3 separate regions of the Homo sapiens genome follow, and regions 1 and 3 are each linked to region 2. The links are chromatin loops, found by intact Hi-C in ENCODE. Cell type or tissue: dorsolateral prefrontal cortex. All regions are shown on one strand. Each heading gives the region's core, and the rest is flanking DNA. Links, peaks and the distances in the headings are about the cores only.

Region 1 (7,126 bases), core at 949-5,948, 430 kb after region 2:
ATTAGCTGTCTTAAACATTCTTGGGTTACAGCTTGACTATTGATTATTTCATTCACTTATGTCTATGACTGAAACTTTCCTTTGAAGATACTGGGAATGCTGGATACTGCTATAGCATGTTTCAGACACAATAGGAAAATGACCATCCTCTCATCTGGCAATTTCCAAACAGTTACCTACGAACAGCGGCTATGGTAATAACACTCCTTCCATGGCTAGCAAGCTTTTAGGGCCTCCTATTGTCCTCAGTTCCGTGTTTTCCCCACCACCCTAGTTAAGAGAGCCCACCCACAAAGATCTATTATTTCACTCCAGTTGCTTCCTCTTATCTGCTTAATGTTATGGAACCCTGTGAGGGAATATTCCATCGTTCTTCAGTAGGAATGAATTTGTATTGTGGGCAGATTACAGTTGTTGCACAGATTAAGGTATGGCAGATTGTGAACCTGTAATAGGTAGCTGGCTTCTGCTTGCCTCTCCATATTTGAGAGGAATGCCCTGAATGACCCATCCGAGAATGGCTGTCACTGCACCAGGTGTCAGTGATGACTGCACATTAGAATCACTGGTAGGAGCCCAGGAGGAGGAATAATGAAACACCAATGATTGGGTCCCACCTCAGACCAATGAATCACAATATTTGGCATCAGTATTTCTTATAAGTTTCCCAGATGATTCTAATATATGGTCAGGACTGAAATCATTAAGGTGAATCATGAGCTGGGACTCAGAATCTCTGGTCTTGGATATTAGCTGTGAACTAGGGAGGCTGATTAAGTACATGAGGTCTGGAGTCAGAGAGCATGAGTTTAAATTCTGATTCTGACTCTCAATAGCTCTGTGACCTTGAACAAGTTACTTAACTTCTCTAAGCCAGTTTGCTTATGTGTAAAATGGTGGCTCCCTCAAAGAATAATACACAGTTCTCTTAAGACTTTACCTTGTTAAGTGTTAAGGTGCATCCATAAAATGTCAAATATGTAGAAGAAAACTGAGGATTTAAGCCAATTACCTAGCAACTATTTTTCCAATTATCTGAATATTTGTTTAGATTTAAATTTAAAATCTGTGTATTTCCACATATTTGAGAGAATGTTCCCATTTCTTCGTGTTCCACAGAAAGCATGGTTGCTTCAAGATATCAGCATAGGAGAGTGATCGCCAAAAGTGGGACGCAGCTGAGGACAGACACCTCTATCTGTGTTTTCACTTCTACATGTGCTCGATTTTTTTTTTTTTTTTTTTTTGAGACGGAGTCTTGCTCTGTCGCCCAGGCTGGAGTGTAGTGGTGCGATCTCGGCTCACTGCAAGCTCCGCCTCCCGGGTTCACGCCATTCTCCTGCCTCAACCTCCAGAGTAGCTGGACTACAGGCACCCACCACTGCACCCGGCTAATTTTTTTTGTATTTTTAGTAGAGACGGGGTTTCTATTATTTTTTAATGAATGTCAGGAGTTGTATAACATTTGATAGTGTAAATATAATTTGAAGTTCGAGGTAAAGTTGTCTTCTGAAAGATTTTACCTTAGCTTGTGGAAGTCAAATAAGGATGCCAGCAATCTGGCATTTAACTCATTCAGGGAAGATTTCCAATACTGAGTTCAAACAGGCAGAAACTGGAAGGGGAACCAGCAGCCACATACCAAGTCCAAACAGGTATGTAAACCAGAATCCACACGGTGATCTTCTTATAGTTTAGATATTTGACCCTCCTCCAAACCTCATGTTTAAATTTGATCCCCAGTGGGAGCCTAATGGCAGCTGTCTGGGTCATGGAGGTGGATCCCTCACGAATGGCTTCATGCCATCTTTGCAGTTATAAGTTCTCACTGTATTAGTTCCTGAGAGGGCTGGTTGTTAGAAAGAGCCTGGCATCTCTCTCTCTCTCCTCTCCTGCCATGTGATCTGCACACGCCAGCTCAACTTCACCTTCCATTATGACTGGAAGCTTCCTGAAGCCCTTACCCAGAAGCAAATGCTGGTGCCATGCTTCTTGTAGAGTCTGCAGCACCACGAGCCAAATAAACCTCTTTTCTTTATAAATTACCCAGCCTCAGCTATTCCTTTATAGCAACACAAACAGACTAAGACAGACCTGCACCAAGGACCTTCAGGCATTGTCAAAGAGGCAAAGTGCAGGAAATTGGAAGAACCAGGGAGCACTGCATATTCTATAATTTGTTGTGTCAGGGTCCCACTGAAGTATTATTTTTATGGGTGTTCTTAATGAAGCCATATTTTGAGCCCAGTGTCTGACAATACAAATATTTGTTCCCATTTCAAAAGCATTTATAAGCTAAATCCAGAGAACTTAGCTTAAACTTTACCTCATGAAGTTAACTCTAGGTTAACAAAATAATCATAATAATAAGATTATTCATGTGTTACACAAAAGCATCAGTATAGTAAATGTGAAAAATAAGCTCATTGGTATACCAGGTATATGGATTAGAAGACCCAATATTGTTAAGACATCCATTCTCCCCAAGTTGTTCTATAGTTTCAAATATAAATCCAAGCAGACACTTTGGGCAGGGGGGAGCTGGCATATAGAAATTGACTAGATGATTCTAAAATTAACATGGAAATGCAAAAGATCTAGAATAGCAAAATATTCTTGTAGGGAGGAAGTACAAGGTTAGAGGAACTGCCCTGATCCCAAAATTTATGGATCCCTTAACCAAAAGTTTGTCATAATAAAGCCTCACCTTACACCTAAGCCAATCATTTTTTAAGTCATTTTATTAATTACTCACAGCACATGCACGTAATATACCAAAATTTTTAAACTATATTTCTATTGAAATACTACCAACATAGTATTCCTCAAAGTGTGATCTGGGGACCACTCTTAAGAATCACCTTTTAAGAGTTTCTCTAAAATGCTGATGTACGGATTTCTCCCACGCCTAATAAATCACACCCTAGAGGTGGGCTCCAGGAATCTTCCTTTTTAACAAGCTTCCCAGGCTGATTCTGGGATACTGTATAATTTGAAAAGGACTTCCCTAGAATTTATTAGATTTTTCCCTAAACAACAATGGCCTTTTCCTACATTTGTCTGAAAAGACATTAGTGTAACAAGATTTTGCTATCAGTAAATAGAAGCAAAACTTACCTTCTCTGGTGGATGGTTAGTTATGAGGGCTATAGCCCTTTTGGTGAATATGTTTGTTGAATACATATTTTTATATCCTGTTGCAACTTCTTCGCCATCTCGAAAATCAAGAGCACATCGTGTGACATTCAGAGCGTCAATTAATGTACAGCGTTCATGGGAATAATAATCTTCACTACCCAGGAGATATCCTGCAAGAATGGAAGACGAAAATAGTCAGCATAGCATAAAACTTGTTAAACAAACTAATGTTTCAGCATTTAATTGCCTAATGCAATTGATTACCCGTGACGAGGCTAATCAAATGACAAGGCTAATCAGCACCATTTCTCAACATGTCTATATCTGGTGGCAGAAGGCATTAAAACATTACTGCATAAAAACTCAAATCTATTCCTCATTCGCCTTTAGAATATAGGCGCTATCATGTAACACTAACAGTTTTTTTTTTTATCAGAGTTGAAACTCAGTAAGGGTGATAAAATCTCAATCCTTCAAAGCTATATAATGGTAAAAATAATGTACAGTTAATGTGACTTGTTACAGGTTTTTACTCTAAGGTGATCACATAAATGAGTGCAGGATTCAAACAATGTTTGTTGTTACTGATGTTGCGAGACTGGCTTCAAGGTTATTTACAGAAGTGGTTCTAGGAAGAGTCATCTTTAGTCAGATGCTGACACCCACTGGTGAAAGATACAAACCTTTCCTAATAGAGGATCTCTAGACATAACAGAGCCAACAGATCAAACTAAAGTGAGCACTGAAATAAGACTTTTCTACCTAAAATGATCTCAATTTCACCCCAGATTTAAATGGCATCAACGGCCTATCCCATAATTTAGACTTCACATGGAAGAAAATGGGTTTTCTCAAATATAGTTGTTTCTGCAAATGTTCCATCTTTTCTATATTTTAAAATATTATATTTCTATATTTTAAAGTATTAAAATAAGCTGTGCTACGTATGATTCCACTTGTATTAAATGCCCACAACATGTAAATCTATAGAGACAGAAAATAGATTAGTGGCTGCCTAGGGCTGGAGGGACTAGGGGGAAATGGGGAGTGATTGCTGAGGTGGATGAGTTTCTTTTTTGGGGATGATAAAAATGTTCTACAATTGGATTGCCATGATAGTGGCACAACCTTCTGAATTTATTAAAAATCATTGAATTGTACACTTTAATTGGGTGAATTGTATGATATGTGAATTATACTTTGATAAAGTTATTAAAAAGAAATATTTGCTAGACTCTTAGCTATCTCCTGACATATACTGCTTATTAACCTTAAAATGAGGATGATAAAATTGACCTAGCTCTTTCTTCAGTCCTGAACTTTCCCTATAATGAAAATTAAGAGCTTTACATAGTTTATATAATAAATCAATTCATTTTAAATTAAATTCTCCTTTTCTATGACTCAATAAATTCAAGATCTTGAATACAATTAATACTTTGGTCTTAAAATAACTTTTATATGGCAATCTTTTCTCCTATGTATATAATGGAAAACGAAATACAAAGTACTTGTTAATTAATGTGTAACAGAGAAAGAAATGTATCCATAAAAATAATTTCAGCCCTTACATGGGTGATTAGAATGTCAGAACACTGGAGGTCTATTTAAGGTTTTTAATAACTACTGGGCATTAAAGCTTGAGGAAATCACTTCAGGTTCTTTAACTGTTAAGTGTGAGCTGCTTTCTATCAGTTAGCAGAATATAGGACAGATACACTTCATTAGCAAAGGCATGAACTACAAATATTTAAAAGATAATACAGATAGGAGAATTCCAGAAATAAAACTATTCACATACTTGGCAAAACTAATACCAAGCAACCATGTGACAATCACATGAAGCTTTTCTTCATAATAATGATTCACAAATTTGAACTTCAATACTGAGCCTAAAGATGATGGCAGCCTATGCTTTTGGGGGAAAAAAATAGAAAATGCTTCTTGAACAACCAAATCTTCTCTGATGCTTTATGTACCAGCTGCATTGAGATATAATTCACATACCACACAAGTCACTCATTTAAAGTGTAAAAGACATTGGTTTCTAGTGTATTCACAGGCTTGTGCAACTATCCCACCATCACCTGATTTTTAGCAAAAGAGCTGAGATGTAACAGTGAGAAGAGCTGTGTGGTCATCATAACCTTCTTGGCTGCAAGTCTCCCTTCAAATGAATTTGGGGTGTGTGTTCATCTAAATCCAGGTTAGGCTTCTTAATTCTCATAAAAGGATATCATTTCTACCTTCTGTCCAGCTGAATTTTTAAGTACCTAACTTGGTTTTAATAAACAATTCAAAATATCTACAGCCCATCCTCTTCCCAGAGTATAGATATTGACTCATCTTTTAGCAAAGGCCTGATTGAAAAATTTCTAAGGATGTACAGGCTGTTTGCTCCTCTAGAATTTCCAAGATGACAAAGTGATCTTACATCAAGTCTAATTTTAACAGCTATTTGAGGTACTGAGAATACATCCGGGTCCATTTAAAAAAAAAAAAAAAAAAGCTAAGATTGAGTAGTGAGGTCTGCTGGTGGACCTGGATGAGAGTGGGGCACACACACCCTCCTGTCTGACATCCTTGCATCTTGATTTTAACCCTGAATCCAATGAGGCATTACAGAGCCATGTGCTTCAGCTGCATTGTTTTGGCCCCCATATAATTACTTTTACTGAATTGCACTTTGGTGCTCTGGCCCTAGCTTGAACAGAAGAAAATACCTCAAAACATCTACAAGAAAACCACCTAACGTATTATTAAAATGACATTTTTAAAGATGTTGTCCACCTTACCTTCTCCTTCTCCCAAAGGAGAAATTTCTGTCAGGCCTAAGAGCCAGAAAATGCTTTTGCTTTTCCTGAACATCTGGTTTCCATTTATCTTGTAAATAATGTAACTCTTATAGTCTTTTCCTTTCTTTCTCCCTCTTCGGACAAATAAATTTCAAATCTCAGGCTGGGCGCGGTGGCTCACACCTGTAATCCCAGCACTTTGGGAGGCCAAGATGGGTGGGTCACGAGGTCAGGAGTTCGAGACCAGCCTGACCAACATGGTGAAACCCTATCTCTACTAAAAATATAAAAATTAGCTGAGCGTGGTGGCACACACCTATAATCCCAGCTACTCAGGAGGCTGAGGCAGGAGAACTGCTTGAACCCGGGAGGCGGAGGTTGCAGTGAGCCGAGATCATGACACAGCACTCCAGCCTGGGCAACAGAGCGAGACTCCGTATATAAAAAAAAAAAAAAAAGAAATTTCAAATATCAGAGATGAATATGAAGACAGCCTAGAGCCATGCAACTTTTCTGTAATTTGATGCCATTAACCTATTCCATCTTTTTCTACTCATCCTGATTATTTAATCCTGTTTAAACTTTCTATGTTCAATATGTGTTCCTTTTTGGCTACGGAGGGTTGTAAATAAATAAATGAACAGATGGGAGGTAGGTAGGTAGCTAAATAGCTAAACAGATAGCTCACTATAAAAAGAACTTGAAAGAAAGATATATAGCTACTGGCAAGATACACAGGTTATTAATTCAGGCACAGGTTATTACAGGTTTAAAGAGGGCATATTTTAAAACAAACTCTAGGTTTCACATTTAGTTTCATAGGGCTATCAAGTTTATAAAATACTTATTATTATTTCTTATTATCCTTCTTATTACCATTTATTTGGCCTCCTCATTTTCCTTTGTTTTTTAAAACCTATCTTCCCCAACTTTGTGATTGCAAAAACAGATTTCACAGGTGGAAGAATGCCAATGGAAGAGTCTTCCCCCACCCCCTTCAAAAAAAAAGGAAAAATTGTGAATACATTCCACAGGGAGAAAAAAACACACCAAACCTTTGTGAAGGAAATATTCATTTTTTATTTTATTATTATTATTATTATTATTATTATTATTATTATTATTATTATTTTTGAGACAGAGTCTTGCTCTGTTGCCCAGGCTAGAGTGCAGTGGCATGATCTCGGCTCACT
Region 2 (7,126 bases), core at 1,420-6,419:
AGCAGGGCTCCACAGGAAGGCCCAGCAAGGAGACACATCCAATCACCGATGCTGGGGCAGGGAGAGGAGGGATATGACAACAACAAGGCTGGACCCACTGCCCCAGGAGGGTACATGTCGGAGGCTCTCAGGGGTCCAGAGACCTGGCTGTACAGTCCCCTGGAGTCCCTCCTGGAGGGACAGCAGAGGGGGCTCTCAGGAGCCGTAGGTCGAGAGAACAGGAGAGGCGGCCCCTGGGCCTGGGCCCCGCAGTGTGCTCCACAGAGAGGACAGGAAGCACAGGCCTCCTGGGAATCACCATGACGCCGAGAGGGAGAAATGGCCGGGAGTCCAGGGAGCTGCTCTGCCTCCAGCCGTGTGTCCTCGAGCAGGCTGCACTGCTCTTCCAGGGCCGTAGCAGGCTCCCCCACAAAGGACAGGGCTGTGAGCAAGGGAGCGGCTGCAGGACCCTCACAGCACCCGTGTCTATGACTCCCCCATTCCGCGGCCTCCACCGCCCTCCCCAGCGCTGACTCACTCTGGTGCCTTGTGACTGCTGGGTTTTCTTTTCCTGACTCAAAGCAAAATAGGAACAGAACAGTGGAACTCCAGACGTAGGGCCCATCTTCCCTCCTTCCCATGTCACTGAAGCGGCTCCAGGTCCTTGAGGGAAGCAATGGCTTTAGCTTTGGCTTCCAGTCCGTCACCGAAGGCCCAGGGCCTTCTCAGCCCAAACAGGCAGTGTTTTGTCAGGAGGCCCCATCAACAGCAAATGGTGCCATGAAATCACAGCAAGCTCCTCCACTTCCAGCCACCTTGCCGTCCTGGCAAAACTCCCCGGACCTGCCAACATGTGTGGGAGCGGGTAGAGGCAGGGGCAAGGCCTGGGGAGAAACACTGCCAAAGTCACACGGCCGCCTCAACTTCAGCTTTGCAGATCTTAGAATATTATTTTTTGCCCTCTACTGTAAGTTGACGGCAAAAACTTAAAAGCTTTAATGGCATTTTGTCATAAGCTGAACAAGTTTGTTGGAATGTACGGAAAAAACCCAACGACTTCTTAGGAGGAGAGAAAGCCCATTTTCTAGTGTTCTAGAACTGGTTCCATTACATTTTCTTCCTCTGAATCCCACAAGAGGAAATGAGGCTTCATCTGAACCCCAAGCCACGCCACAGGGTCAGACATCAAGGAGTGGTGTCGCCAGAGCAGGCCATTTGCCGAGGGGCTGCACGGACAGTCCTGAACTGGCACTACGCTGAGCGCCCACGTAGGCAGGGTCCTGGCCTTCCACCCACCTCCTCCCTGAGCAAATCAGGGAGGACAGACACAGACACTGACAGACAGACCCCCCTCAGATTCCCCAGATCTGGAGCTGCCTCCCTTCCCATCTCACCCCCTGCTGCCTGCCTCATCTCTCAGTGCCTCCCAAAGGGAAGAGGGGATTGTCCACGATGGCTAGTGTGAGGGGAGGAATAAAGGAGAGCAAAGACGACCTAGGACCCCCTCTCCCACCAGAGCCACACAAAGCCAGAGCAGCCAGGGGACACTAAAGGGGCCAGGAGAGAGAAGGCCCCTCCCTCACCGTCAGCCCCCAGCGCTGTCTCCTCCCAAGCCTGCTCCACCTGCTAGCTCAGCTCCCACCCCAATGCTGATGCTGCAGTAGGTGGGTGAGGCTGAGACCCACTCCCCACCAAGCCTGTGGCTGGGGGCGCCTCTGGAGCTCCTATCTAGCCCCGACACTGCCGCATGGCTGTAGCTTCCTTACGGCAGGGGGAACACCTTGGGGAAGGGCAGGCTGTGGCTCCTCCCAGACCTGACCTCAACATTTCACATGACAACAGGTGCCGGACTCTGACACGAACTCATAACAATCTATAGGTTAGTATCAAAATCACAAGTGGGAGCCCCCCAGTCTCAGAGTTCTGAGCATCAGAATAACTGTTTATGCCCTACGGGGACCTAGGCATTCTCCATGGGGACATGGGAGTCACATGGCGTGTGGGACACCTGTGCAGAGGTATTCCTGGCCTTTCTTCTATGAAGACCACCAGTCACAGCTTCCATACCAAAGCTAACTAACGCTTATCAGGAGCCCATATCAAGAACAGGCCAATGCAAGAGAGTCTCAAAAAGGCCCCAGTGGCTGAACGTGATCCCATGGAGAGTGGGGGGATCAGAAACAGCTAATGGGATGCAGAACTCATTTCGGGGCTGGGGAGGGGAGGATGCCGTACCAAGTGGGGCTTGGCCGTGGCACTGTAAATGGCTGTTGCCCCTACTGTCCAGATGCAAGCAGTCGGCCGGGCGCCCAGAAAAAAGACCCATCCAGAGGAAAGCCCTCCAAGAAAATAGGCGAGTGTCACTTACTCTTTGCCTCTGGGATAAATCTCAACAACTCATAGAACCAACACAAGTTCTGGCCTTTTTCTCTCCCAAACATGGCCTTGTCTAATTTGTTCTCCAAGAGACCACAGAGCCCAGTAAGAACTCTGGCCTCTCAGGGAATGGTTTTATTCTTCCCCAAAGGGAAAAACTACCTACATCCTCATGAAAATTTTAAATGACCAAAATGATTTTTACCTCACAGTTTCCACATCTGGGCCATTCTTCTGCCCTTAGAATTCTCGTAAAGCCTATTCCATTATTTTAGGACAGTCTCAGTTATTCATCAGCTAGCTCAGGGCTGTGTTTTTCTGAATTAAGTCATTATGTCTATTATACAATGTTCAGATTCTACCCAGCCATATGCATTTTTACCAGTAAAATCACAATATACAACACTTGTAATCTTGTCCTTATATAAGTGCCACCACCACCATGCAGCAAAAACGTTATAGGATGACAATATGACAAGAAACAGCTGTCAAACACTGGCTTTTTTCCAGCTTCAGCCAAATTCAACAAAAATTGAGCAGGGTAACTTCCTTGTGTGTCCGCCTTCAGTCTTCCTTAAAGCCCTGAAGATCACAGAAGCGCTCCAGCCCCTTGCTCCTCTAAGTGTGCTCCCTGGACCAGCAGCGTTGGTGGCACCTAGGAGCTTGTGAGAACTGTGGAAGTTCAGACCCCAACCCAGACCCACTGAATCGGAATCTGCATTTCACATTCACAGGCACATTAAAGTTTAAGAAGCGCTGCTCTACGACTGTCCTCTTCCCACTCATTCCCTACACACATGCTCTGGCCCCAGATCTGAGATCCACCTCTGCTCCCTGGAGGCCACTGAAGCTTTCTCCGAGGGGCCCAGCTGCCATAGCAACATCACTCTGGCTGGCATTCCACCCACCTGGCTGCACCCTGGCCCCATCAGCTGCCTCCCTTGACCTGCCAAGGTGATGTTTGTCCCAGATGGTTAGAAATGTGCAAGGCTTCTTGCCCCCCAAAAATGGTTATTCGTGGGAAAAAAAAGATCTATTTTTAGGTGTCAATTGCCAGCCCATCCTGGCTCACCCAGTCTCTCTCCTCCCGCTTTGCCCAATTAGAAAGATTATATTGTTTCCTGGCATACAATTCCAAGGGCATTGGACACAGGCAAGGGACCTGGAGAAGAGATCCAAGAACAGCTCTTAGTGAATGGAAACAAGATGATTTCTGCTCAAAGCAATTTCCTCAGCACCCACTCTTTCCTCCCACACGGACCCCACGTTAAAGAGGCGCCAAGGCCACATGGAAGTAACAGAACACTAACATGTGCAAGACATATTTTTCACCCTCAAAATGTAACGGAAAGAAGGGAGAGCTAATCAGTTAACTCTCCCTTTATCCCACCCAAGTTGAAAGCTTGATATTCTAATCCCAACTTCCCAGATGATAGAGGTATACATCCAAGTTTATCTTAAGTGGAAGAGTGTGCATTAAAAGGATATAAAATGCGAAAGCTTCTCATCTAGCTCAAATTCTGACTTTTAGGGGAAACCTGGAAATGGCCATAAACGCATGATTTACCTATCTTGGGGCGCTACAGGGATGGGGAATGTGTGAGGCCATTTCCCTTTTCTTTGCTCACAGTAGATGGCACTACTTCATCACAGTACTTTCCCCCACTCAGCCTAGAGGCTGCCTTAGAATCTTCTCAATAGAGCCCCTAGTCCTGCGGCATCTCAGCCATCTGCAACTCCTGAATCAGGATCTATGTTTTAACAAGATCCCCAGGTGATTCACAGGCACACGAAAGCTTATGAAAGGCTGATGTGGGCTGCAGTCACCTGATGTAGATTGACAAAGTGAGACACACTTGCTGCTCCTAGTCTGTTATTCTGGGGGTTCCAACGTTCATGTCTCAATTTCTACTCCTACTTCTCCAAAGATTTCAAACTGAAGCCTTATATACAACAGGTGGCTCATTAAACATTTTTTTAAATTAATAGCAAACATTCAAAGATTGGAGAATAAATGTAAAATTGCCAGGTTCTTTGCTTTTCTAGGGGGAAAAATCTCAGTGCATCTATCAATACTGGGCCCACATGTCAACGTGACAACAGGTGATTAGAGGTAAGAAGTGGCTGCTCTGTTAGACACAACACAGTATTCTAGTTTGTCCCAGTCTCCAATACTTCATATTGCCTCACACCATCCTGTCTTACTCATTCCTGCTATCTACCTGAATGTGTGACTATACCACAGGAGAGACTACAGTTGTGTCCAAAATCAACAACAACAACACCTGCCCATGACACCATCACCTGCATCTGCTTATTCTTTCCACTGACTCTGAAGGTGAGAAGCCACACCTGCACGGGCACAGTTTCACTTTCTCCATATGATCCCTGTGTGGGGACAGGAGCACCCACAGTATAAGCTGCCCCTTCATATAGTCCCATTGTCTTTGAGATGCACAGGTTGCCTCAGGTCTGCAGCCACACACCACGTATCCTTTGTACTGTCCAGTGACCTAGCACCAACCACACACCAGAAAGCATAATCCTTAAGAGCATGAGCCATAGTCTGCAACCTACTTCAAATTCCTAGCTCTGCTCTCCAATGGCGACATAATGACCCTAGGCAAGGCACTTGACACCTGCTATGGTTTGAATGATGATTCCCACCAAAATTCATGCTGAAATCCCCCACAAAATGGTATTAAGAGGTGTGGCCTTTGGGAGGTAATTAAGTCATGAGAGTCCCACCCTCACGGATGGGATCAGCATCCTTCCAAAAGGGCTTGGGGTTGAAGGGAGTGCCTGTGTACCCTTCTGCCCTCGGCCACGTGAAGACACAACAGCAAGGTGCCATCTTGGAAGCGGATAGCAGCCCTCACCCGACACCACTGCTGGCACCTTGGTCTTGGACCTCCCAGACTCCAGAACTGTGAGAAATAAATGTCTGTTCTTTAAAATTACCCAGACTGAGGTATTTTTTTATAGCAGGAACTAAGTGAATTAAGTGAACGAAGTGAACCCCTCAAGACAACCCTTGAAGCCTGTTTCCTTATCTGTGAAGTCGGAGGTGGCACTTAGCTTACTATTTCACTGACTTACTCTGAGAAATAAAAGATGGTAAAGTGCTTAGCATACGGTATATCGTATGCACTCAGTTAAGGTGGTTACTGCTATTATTACACATGGTGCTCAACAGGTGTTTGTTAACTGACTTTTCCATCATCTCAGACTATCCCACCTTGTACTGAAACTGAGGACTTCCAAACCCCCCACACCATCACCCAGGGATGGGAATGAGGCTCTGCAGTCTGTGGGGTCTCCGGACAGGCTGCCCACATCAGCATCTGAGTTGGTGGGATGCAGTCCTAAAACCACATAGCCTGCTAAGCCACACTGGGCATTTTTCTTGCCCCACTAACAACTTCTACATGAACCAGGCAAGACTTTTGCTTTTTTTTTTTTTTTTTTAAGTTAGCATTTTCATTTGCTTCCCTTCAAAGTTATTAAGATATATTTTTAAATTCCATTCTGGCCACACAAATCTCTCCCTTCTCTGATCTCCCACTGTGCTTGGTTAGGACCACACAGTCGAGCATTTAATGTTCTCTCAATATTTCATATAGGCTGTATGAGTCTCTACAAGAATTCTAAATGGCCTCCAGAGGTGACTGGCAGAGTGTGTTACCAATGGAAGTTTTTAGAAGTGCACACACGTACACAATTTTTCTTTCAGGCAAAACAGACTTTTTTTGCACTAGCAAAGTGCTAAGCAATGTAATCAACAAAATACATACTATGCCCATCAATACCCACTGCCTGTACGCTAAGAGACATGTTTTATGTTAACTGAACTACGAAATGGAACTCTTCCAGTTTTCTTTGGTATAATAAATGAAAAAGGACTGAATTGGGTCACTGTCTTGTTTGTTTGTTTCCTTAAAAAGGGACTGGAGATGATGTCTGTCTGGGCTGCAGCATTTTATCTGCCAATGCTGCAAAACTGATGGAAAAAACATGATGTATCTTTCCAAAAACAATGGTTTCATGCAAGTTCCTCCTTTCGGTTCCAAAATATCAGTCACTGATTGCAACAGGCCTCAGATCCTGGCCTCAGCCATCCTTTTTAGGAACCACCATAGCCTCCCATTCATGGCCTTCAGAACACATAGGGCCACCAGCAGGAACTGGCAGAGAGGGGCCCCACACTGGTGATGGTAGGTCTCTGAGATGGGAGGCCGGAGAGATGCGTGGGAGAATTCCTGGCACCTGTGGTCCAAGGCATTTATTCAAGCATCCTGTCACTGCTGCCTCTCTGTAACCAGCTTTGACTTGTTGGAACAACTACCAATGTCACTGCATTAACCACAGCCCTGGACAACAGCTCCTCCTCCTTGGGGCAGACAATGGCTTATTGAAGCGGCTCTCTGGGGCTGGTTTGGAATGAGCTGCTTGTCTGAATGAAAACAGCCCTGCTGAGCAACCCCTAACTTGCTATGGGGACACGGGGGGTTTTCATCCCACATTCTTGGCCTTTAACAACCAGGAAGCCCCAATGTCTGTGACTTACCTGTGTCCTTCACGAGTGGACAATGCTGACCTCTAGCAGTGCCAAAAGGAATTATGGAAGCGTTTTAAGCACAGCCTGAGGTCTCCATGAGGGAAAATGGCATTAATATGAGCATTAAGAACAAAGGAACAGAAAATCCTTTACCTCCCACTTAGAAGATAACTTGTCCCTTAATTAACTGCTTGATGTATCACCATTGAGTCA
Region 3 (7,126 bases), core at 1,235-6,234, 65 kb before region 2:
CTACAGTATATATTCTGCAGATACTCATTTTTGTGGGAGCGCTGAATTGGGTCTATGATAGAGAACACTGTGATTAAGTCTCATTAGTTGGTGTTTTATGGTAAATGCTTTGTGAAGATATCCTATTATATATAAAGTGATAGTTTTCTTAGGTGAAAAGTGACTCTTACAGTTATCCCTCTATATGCAGGGGATTGGTTTCAGAACCCACACATCCATATACCAAATCTATGCATACTCAAGTCTTGGAGTCAGCCCTGCAGAACCCATGTATACAAAAAGCCTTCTGTGTACTTGGGTTTTACATCCCATGAATACTGTATTTTCTATGTGAGTTTGGTTGGAAAAAAATCACATATTATAAGTGGACCTGCCCAGTTCAAGGATTATCATCTATACTTTCTTGAAAATATTGTTATCATTCACCTCTCCCCCTTGTCTCTTCCACTTTGTAACTTTATTTATGACCTAGGATAGAAAGCTGATAATTCCACTGTACTATTTTTCTATAGTCACAAATAGGCATGCTACTTCTCTCTCAGAACCATTCAGCACTGTCGTCTTTGCTGACTAGGAATCAATTCTGGATGGTTCACATTGTCTATTAAAATAGTCATCCAGTTACTTGTCACCTTCTTCTAAGGGACACAGATAGAGTAATACTTTTGAATTCCTAGAAAAAAATGGCACTCTTGAGCAGATTGTTTATATTCTGTCCTCGGCTGATACTCTTAGTATATTCACCAAAAAAAAAAAAACTTTACCCCCAATTTTAATTTTGTTACCTTTTTCAATAAGTACTAAGCTAGCTACTTAATAGATCCCAAATCTAGGTTACTATAACTAAATTATTATTATCTTAGGCATCTTCAAATTTGGTAGATTTCGTAGATTGGTGAGTATTTATAATGCTGTTCATGTGGCACTTTCATCTAAGTCATCTTTATATGCATATTTTTATCAGCTTTATTGAAATATAATTCACATACAATTCACCCATTTAAAATATACGGTTTAGACTGTGCATGGTGGTTCACACCTGTAATTCTAGCACTTTGGGAGGGTTTGGGGGGCCGAGGCAAGAAGATGACTTGAGGCGAGGAGTTTGAGATCAGCCTGGGCAACATAATGAGACTACCCTCCAACCCCTTACAAGACATTAAAAAAAAAAAAAAAAAAAAAACAAAAAAAAAAAAAAAAAAACAACAACACAGCCCAGGCATGGTGGTGTGAGTTTATTGTCCTAGCTGTTGGAGAGACTGAGGTGGGAGGATCACTTGAACCCAGGAGTTTGAGGCTGCAGTGAGCTATGATTGCATACCACTACACTCCAGCCTGGGCTACTGAGTGAGACCTTGTCTCTAAAAAATACAAAATAATTTAAAAAAACCTAAAGTATACAATTTAATGGCTTTTGGTGTATTGTATTTGTTTTAATTGTGGCAAAATATGTATAACATAAACTTTGACATTTTAATTACATTTAGGTATACAATTCAGTGGCATCAATTACATTCACAGTGTTGTACAACCATTACTAATGTCTATTTCCAGAACTTTGCATCACCCCAAACAGAAACTCTAATCATTAAGCAATAATTTTATTCCTCCCTATTCTCAGCCTCTGGCAGCCTCTAATTTGCTATGAATTGCCTATTTTAGATATTTCATATAAATGGAGTTATACAATATTTTCCTTTTGTACTTGGCTTCTTTCATTACCATAATGTTTTCAAGGTTCATCCGTGTTGCAGCATGTATCAGAAATGCATTCATTTTTAAGACTGAATAATATTCCATTGTATCTGTATACTACATTGTTTATCTGTTGATGGGCATTTGAGATTTTCCCACCTTTTGGCTATTGTGAATAGTGCTGCCGTGAACATTGGTGTACAGTTATCTGTTTGAGTCTTTGCTTTTACCTCTCTTGTGTACATATATACCCAATGTGGAATTCCTATGTAGTCTTATAGTAATTCTATGTTTAGGTTTTTGAGGCACCTCCAAACTCTTTTCTGGAAGGACTGTATCATTTTACATTCCCACCAGCACTTTCTCTACATCCTTGCCAACACTTGTGATTTTCCGTTTTTCTCATTCCAGCCATCCTAGCAGGTGTGAAGTAGTTGTATACTTTAAAAACATTTAACCTCTGAGGTGACTGCAAACTAAGCATTTTACTTTGTAACACAGGTATAGTCTCCTTAAGCCATATTGCACTTATTTGGTACCTTCTAAAAATTATTATTAATGAGGACAATTTTGGAACATTTAATCCTCAGCAGGTAGTAATAATAATTATTCAGTGGCTTCTACTGCAGATTACTAAGCTGTGTCTTTTAGGGGGTGTAACAATGAGTAGAATTAGTTCTTGCCCTTAGGCAAGTAAAAGCATGTAGGATATAATACAAAATGGACAGAAACCCTGTAAAAGAAAAAGTACATACATGCTCCCCAAAATGTACAAAGGATTGGCGGTACTCTCAATAGGGAAAGCCATAGCTAGTTCAGGCACAAAATGGCAGACAGAGCATTATTTGAGATAGTGCTTAAAGGGTGCGTGAGATTTCGACATGGTGAAACTAGACTGGCAATTCAAGGGGTTACAAAAGGGATATCTGACCCATCTGTGGGCAGGAGGGTTCATAGAGGGTTTCCAGAAATTTCAAACTGAAAATATTAGGCTTAGACGTCCATACTTTTTTAAAAACTCAAAACAAGAATTTAAAAAATATATTTAAAAAACTCATTTGTTTTTATTTTCCCAGCTTTTATAAAAGTTGAAATAATTTTGGCATGACAGGGATCTTAATAAAAGCACAGTTTCTTGAAATGGTATTCTATATGTTTTAATGAAGACATATGTTTGGGTTATTTAAATAAAGTGCCATTATTCTTTACTTCCCACACGATACAGTTTTTCTGTGTCATATACCACCACAGCATGTATTGTCTCTGAAGCTGCATTAAGGAGGCAGGACTCCTTTATGGAGCCGCATCTACATTTTGGCTGTGACACTTCGGCAGATACTTAAAAATTAATTTAACTTATGTTAGTGTAACTCATTTATATACATTCTGATTTGATCTTTAGGAAAACTCAGAGGAGCAGATAGTGTAACAAATATTCTTTTTTTATGGGAAGCAGACTTGAAGTTTTGAGTGGTGGCCAGCCAGCTAGAAAGTAGTGGAATTAGTATATACCAAATTTAATGCCTTTTCTGTGATTTTCCTAGAACTAAATATTATTTTAGGAGTAATGCAGTTCTCATAAGTAGAAAAGATAGTATTTAAGTTGTTTAATTTTTTTTTTGAATTCTCTAGGCTATTCTGCATTTATGGAATTTTCCACTAGGTAATATGCATTCAGGTCACATACACAGTGAGATTTTCTAAAGTGACAGTACAGATAAAAAGGCTGTGCAACTTGGTGATAATTGTGCTCCATTTAAGCAACCATCAACTGGTGCATTTTTTTAAAGATAAATTAGATTTTATCAAAATTGAAATATTTTTTCTTTTTGATACTTTATGTTCTGGGATACATGTGCAGAACATGCAGGTTTGTTATGGGTATACATGTGCCATGGTGGTTTGCTGCACCCATCAACCCATTATCTACATTAGGTATTTCTCCTAACGCTATGCCTCCCCTTGCCCCCCACCCCCAAGTTGTGTAATTTTTTAAAAAAAATTATAGTACTTGGTGTCAAAACCTTGTCCCTGATATCAGCAGTATGAATTATTAATAGATACCATCTGAAACCCTGGAGGGAAGTAATAAGCTTTTAAAGATGTTCATCCTGATGATTAGCCTGTCATCTTTCATGGGGCCCTGAAATCAAGAATCCACCCTTTTTCACATGGATATAATGGATTTAATACAGTATTTAGCATTATGCACTGTATATATATGTGGTCTTTTCCCTCTAGGTGGCTCTCTGGGTCTATATAGATACAAACTATTGAGAAATGTGGCTATTCCTACCTTTATTTTGCTTCTGTGTTCTGTGGGACTGTGAATTACATTTTAGTAAACTGTGAAGCCCATGAACACATAGTATCAGCTGCTCAATTTAGTGCAAGTTTGAAAAAGGAAATAATAAAGCAAATAAGAATTAACATTTATTTATTACATGCTCACAAACTTGGGGGAAGAGGGGAAGAGACAGACAAGTGAATCCAATTGCATTGCTCTGGTTTGGTCTAGTAAGTAAAGAAGGTTGATAAGATTTCTATAATACACTTCATTTTCTAGGATCCAGTCATTTGTACTCACTTTGAGATAAGTGTCTGGAACATAGGAGTAGTGATTTATCTATATCTTTAATTTTCCATAGAAAACTTGGTTTTAAAAGGGAATAAAAATAATTACTTTTATACTTAATGATAGTGCTAAGGTACTAGGGGAAAGGAATCTTTGGATTTACCAGTATATGTATTTGTCAGTGCTCTTTTTCTTCCTGACCATTTGACACTTTGATCTGTAGTAATATGGCGTTTGCTTTTACCACTGTATCAGAAGCACTCAGGGCTGTGTGGGTTATTTTTGTCTTGTACCGTGATAGATTTTCATGCATTAACTTGCTTTCTTGATAGTTTTTCTGACAGCTTTTCATGTGTTAACATGCTTTCTTCTCTTGGCATCAGTGAGAAGTATCTGTATCTGGTTCTTCCCTTTCCTCTCCCAGTCATTCTTTCTTCTTGTGGATGCCTCTTAAATAGTGTCTTTTTAAAACAATTTCAAGTTTTATTTTAGATTCAGGGGATACATGTGCAGGTTTGTTACAAGGGTATATTATGTGATACTGAGGTTTGGGGGACAGTTGAGCCTGTCATCCAGGTAGTGAGCATAGTACCCAATTGGTAGTTTTTCAACTCTTCTCCCCCTCCCACCTTCCCCTATCTTTTAAGTCCCCAATATCTATCGTTGCCATCTTTATGTCCATGTATACCCAATGTTTAGCTCCCACTTAAAAGTGAGAACATGTGATATTTGGTTTTCTGTTTCTGCATTAATTAGGTTATATACTTGATTTTATTCTCTTTCTACTCTGGGTTCTCCATAGACAGTTTCATAAATGCCAAGGTTTCAGCTATCATTTATATGTTGTTTTAGTCCCTTTGGGCTGCTATAACAAAAATACCATAGATTGGGTAGCTTAAACAACAGATAATGATTTCTCATAGTTCTAGAGGCTGAGAAGTCCAAGATAAGAAAGACACTGACAAATTCAGTATCTCAGGGGGGCCAACTTCCTGGTTCATAGACAGTTTCTGTGTCCTTTTGTGATGGAAGGTTGTCAGAGAGATCTCTGGAGTCTCTTTAAAAAAAAAAAAAAGTTCTTTTTGGAGACGTATATTGCCCAGGTTGGAGTGGAAGGCTGGGACCATAGGTGTGTGCCACCACACTGGGCCTTGGGGGTCTCTTTTATAAGGGCATTTATTCCATTAATGCAAGCTTCACCTTCATGGCAAAATCACCCCCGAAAAGGCCTGCCTGCTAATACCATCATATTGGTGGTTGGGATTTTAACATAAGAATTTTGGGGGGAACACAAACATTCAGTCCATAACATATGCCGTTGGTTTCCAAGTCCATGTCTTTAGCCCATTCCTCTCCCAAGCTTTGAACCAAACCTTTACCTGCCTGCTGTGGCAGGCCTAGAGTAGGTTGTCAGTAGAGTTGGAATGAATGAACAAATGTTTAGAACTTATCATCTGCCTTCTCCCCAAACCAGCCTATCCTCTCTTTTCTCTGTCTTCTTGAAACTACTTTCCCAAATGCAAGCTTGCTTTGAGAATCTTTGACTCATTCTTTTTCTTACCTCACAGTTACCAGTTCCTATCCAGGTTTGGAAAAAATACTGACTTGGATGCATTGGCCCTTCCCTAAGCCTGCTTTGATTGCATTCCAGTCAAGCTTCTAATTTAGATCCAGTCACAGTGCAGTGTAATTACCAGTATCTTTCTGTCCCCACTCTGCGAAGTTTGTGGGCATATAATTAATAAATGTTTGTTATTTCCTTCTTCAAATTTGTGTTAAAATAAGTGGCTGATGTTATGTATTGATGGACTCATAGTTTAATTATGCAGGTTTTAAGACATATACTGATAGAAAATTTTTGAACCCTACTCCTGAAAATAAATTCCAAGATTTGAGTGATTAATCAGTATGGAGAAACAATTCCCAGAAGTGTTTCTTTGTGCATTCTTTAGGACTTGACCATACACAAAAAGTTAAATTGTATACAGAGTGCATAGCGGCAATATGTTGAAGGACATAAGTAGTGCTTGGTACATTAAATGATAAAATGATCTCATTTGATTATAACAGGGCCTGTGGTGTATATGTAGATAAAATGGAAATAGATAAGGTACTGTTCTCTCTGAATAGTCTGGGGTAATAAATTAATGTATTGTTTCTTGTTATTATGTTTAAACCATTTCATTGTAATGCTGTAATAATTTCACTTGACTAATTGGGTGCAGAGGAAAATACAACTTTTTGAAGTTGGCTAAGAAGTTCTTTATTTTTGGTTTAAATTAGCATAATTATCTCTTCTGCTTGGAGAAGAAAAGGAAAACCTATATTAAGAAAATGTTTAAATACAATTATTGTGTGTCAGTTTGGTGGCTAATATTCTTGATCTTAGGAATCATGACTACAATCTAGTATTTTTATGTTTGATTAATGTTGAGATTAAGAGCTGCTGGAAATGAATGCGTAGGTTGCTACTTACCTTCTCCCACTTTTTTGTGCCTCTGTAGGTACATGGACTATATCGCACAACAGGTGCTAGTTTTGAGAAGGCCCAACAGGAGTTTGCAACAGGTGTGATGTCCAACAAAACTGTCCAGACCGCAGCTGCAAATGCAGCTTCAACTGCAGCATCTAGTGCAGCTCAGAATGCTTTCAAGGGTAACCAGATTTAAGAATCTTCAAACAATACACTGTTACCTTTTGACTGTACCTTTTTCTCCAGTTACTGTATTCTACAAATATTTTTATGTTCAAAACACACAGTACAGACAGCATGGATATTTCCTGTTCACTTGTGCATGGGCTAAAACCAGGAAAACTTCCTTGTCTTATTACTTTACCTAATAGTTTCTTAATATT

Evidence for each region. A loop is a pair of places that touch in the nucleus more often than their neighbours do. Peaks named below come from ENCODE experiments on the same cell type or tissue, not always from the same donor. Only the 100,000 strongest peaks of a DNase experiment are listed, where the experiment ranks them.
Region 1: it touches region 2 in a loop (16-fold over the local background); 65 of 110 quality-filtered maps call a loop at or near these places.
Region 3: a loop joins it to region 2, with 3 times the contacts of the local background. A loop is called at or near these places in 46 of 110 quality-filtered maps.

What each region holds. Positions count from the first base shown.
Region 1 is chr5:78,961,299-78,968,424 of GRCh38, forward strand. It overlaps ARSB (arylsulfatase B), which reads right to left. Exons shown (of 8, transcript NM_000046.5): 3 at 3,118-3,308. Among named protein-coding and RNA genes, the nearest start is that of ARSB, 20 kb to the right of the region's middle. In dorsolateral prefrontal cortex, for the core only: a CTCF peak has its summit at 3,802 (motif pointing left); no DNase peak of the experiment used is centred there.
Region 2 is chr5:78,534,012-78,541,137 of GRCh38, forward strand. The region is part of intron 3 of LHFPL2 (LHFPL tetraspan subfamily member 2); the gene reads right to left. Among named protein-coding and RNA genes, the nearest start is that of LHFPL2, 110 kb to the right of the region's middle. In dorsolateral prefrontal cortex, for the core only: CTCF peaks have their summits at 3,972 (motif pointing right) and 4,177; a DNase peak (open chromatin) is centred at 4,022; H3K4me3 peaks cover 338 bases; H3K27ac peaks cover 4,486 bases.
Region 3 is chr5:78,468,730-78,475,855 of GRCh38, forward strand. It overlaps SCAMP1 (secretory carrier membrane protein 1), which reads left to right. Exons shown (of 9, transcript NM_004866.6): 9 at 6,775-7,126. The coding sequence ends at 6,939. Among named protein-coding and RNA genes, the nearest start is that of SCAMP1, 110 kb to the left of the region's middle. In dorsolateral prefrontal cortex, for the core only: a CTCF peak has its summit at 3,948 (motif pointing right); no DNase peak of the experiment used is centred there.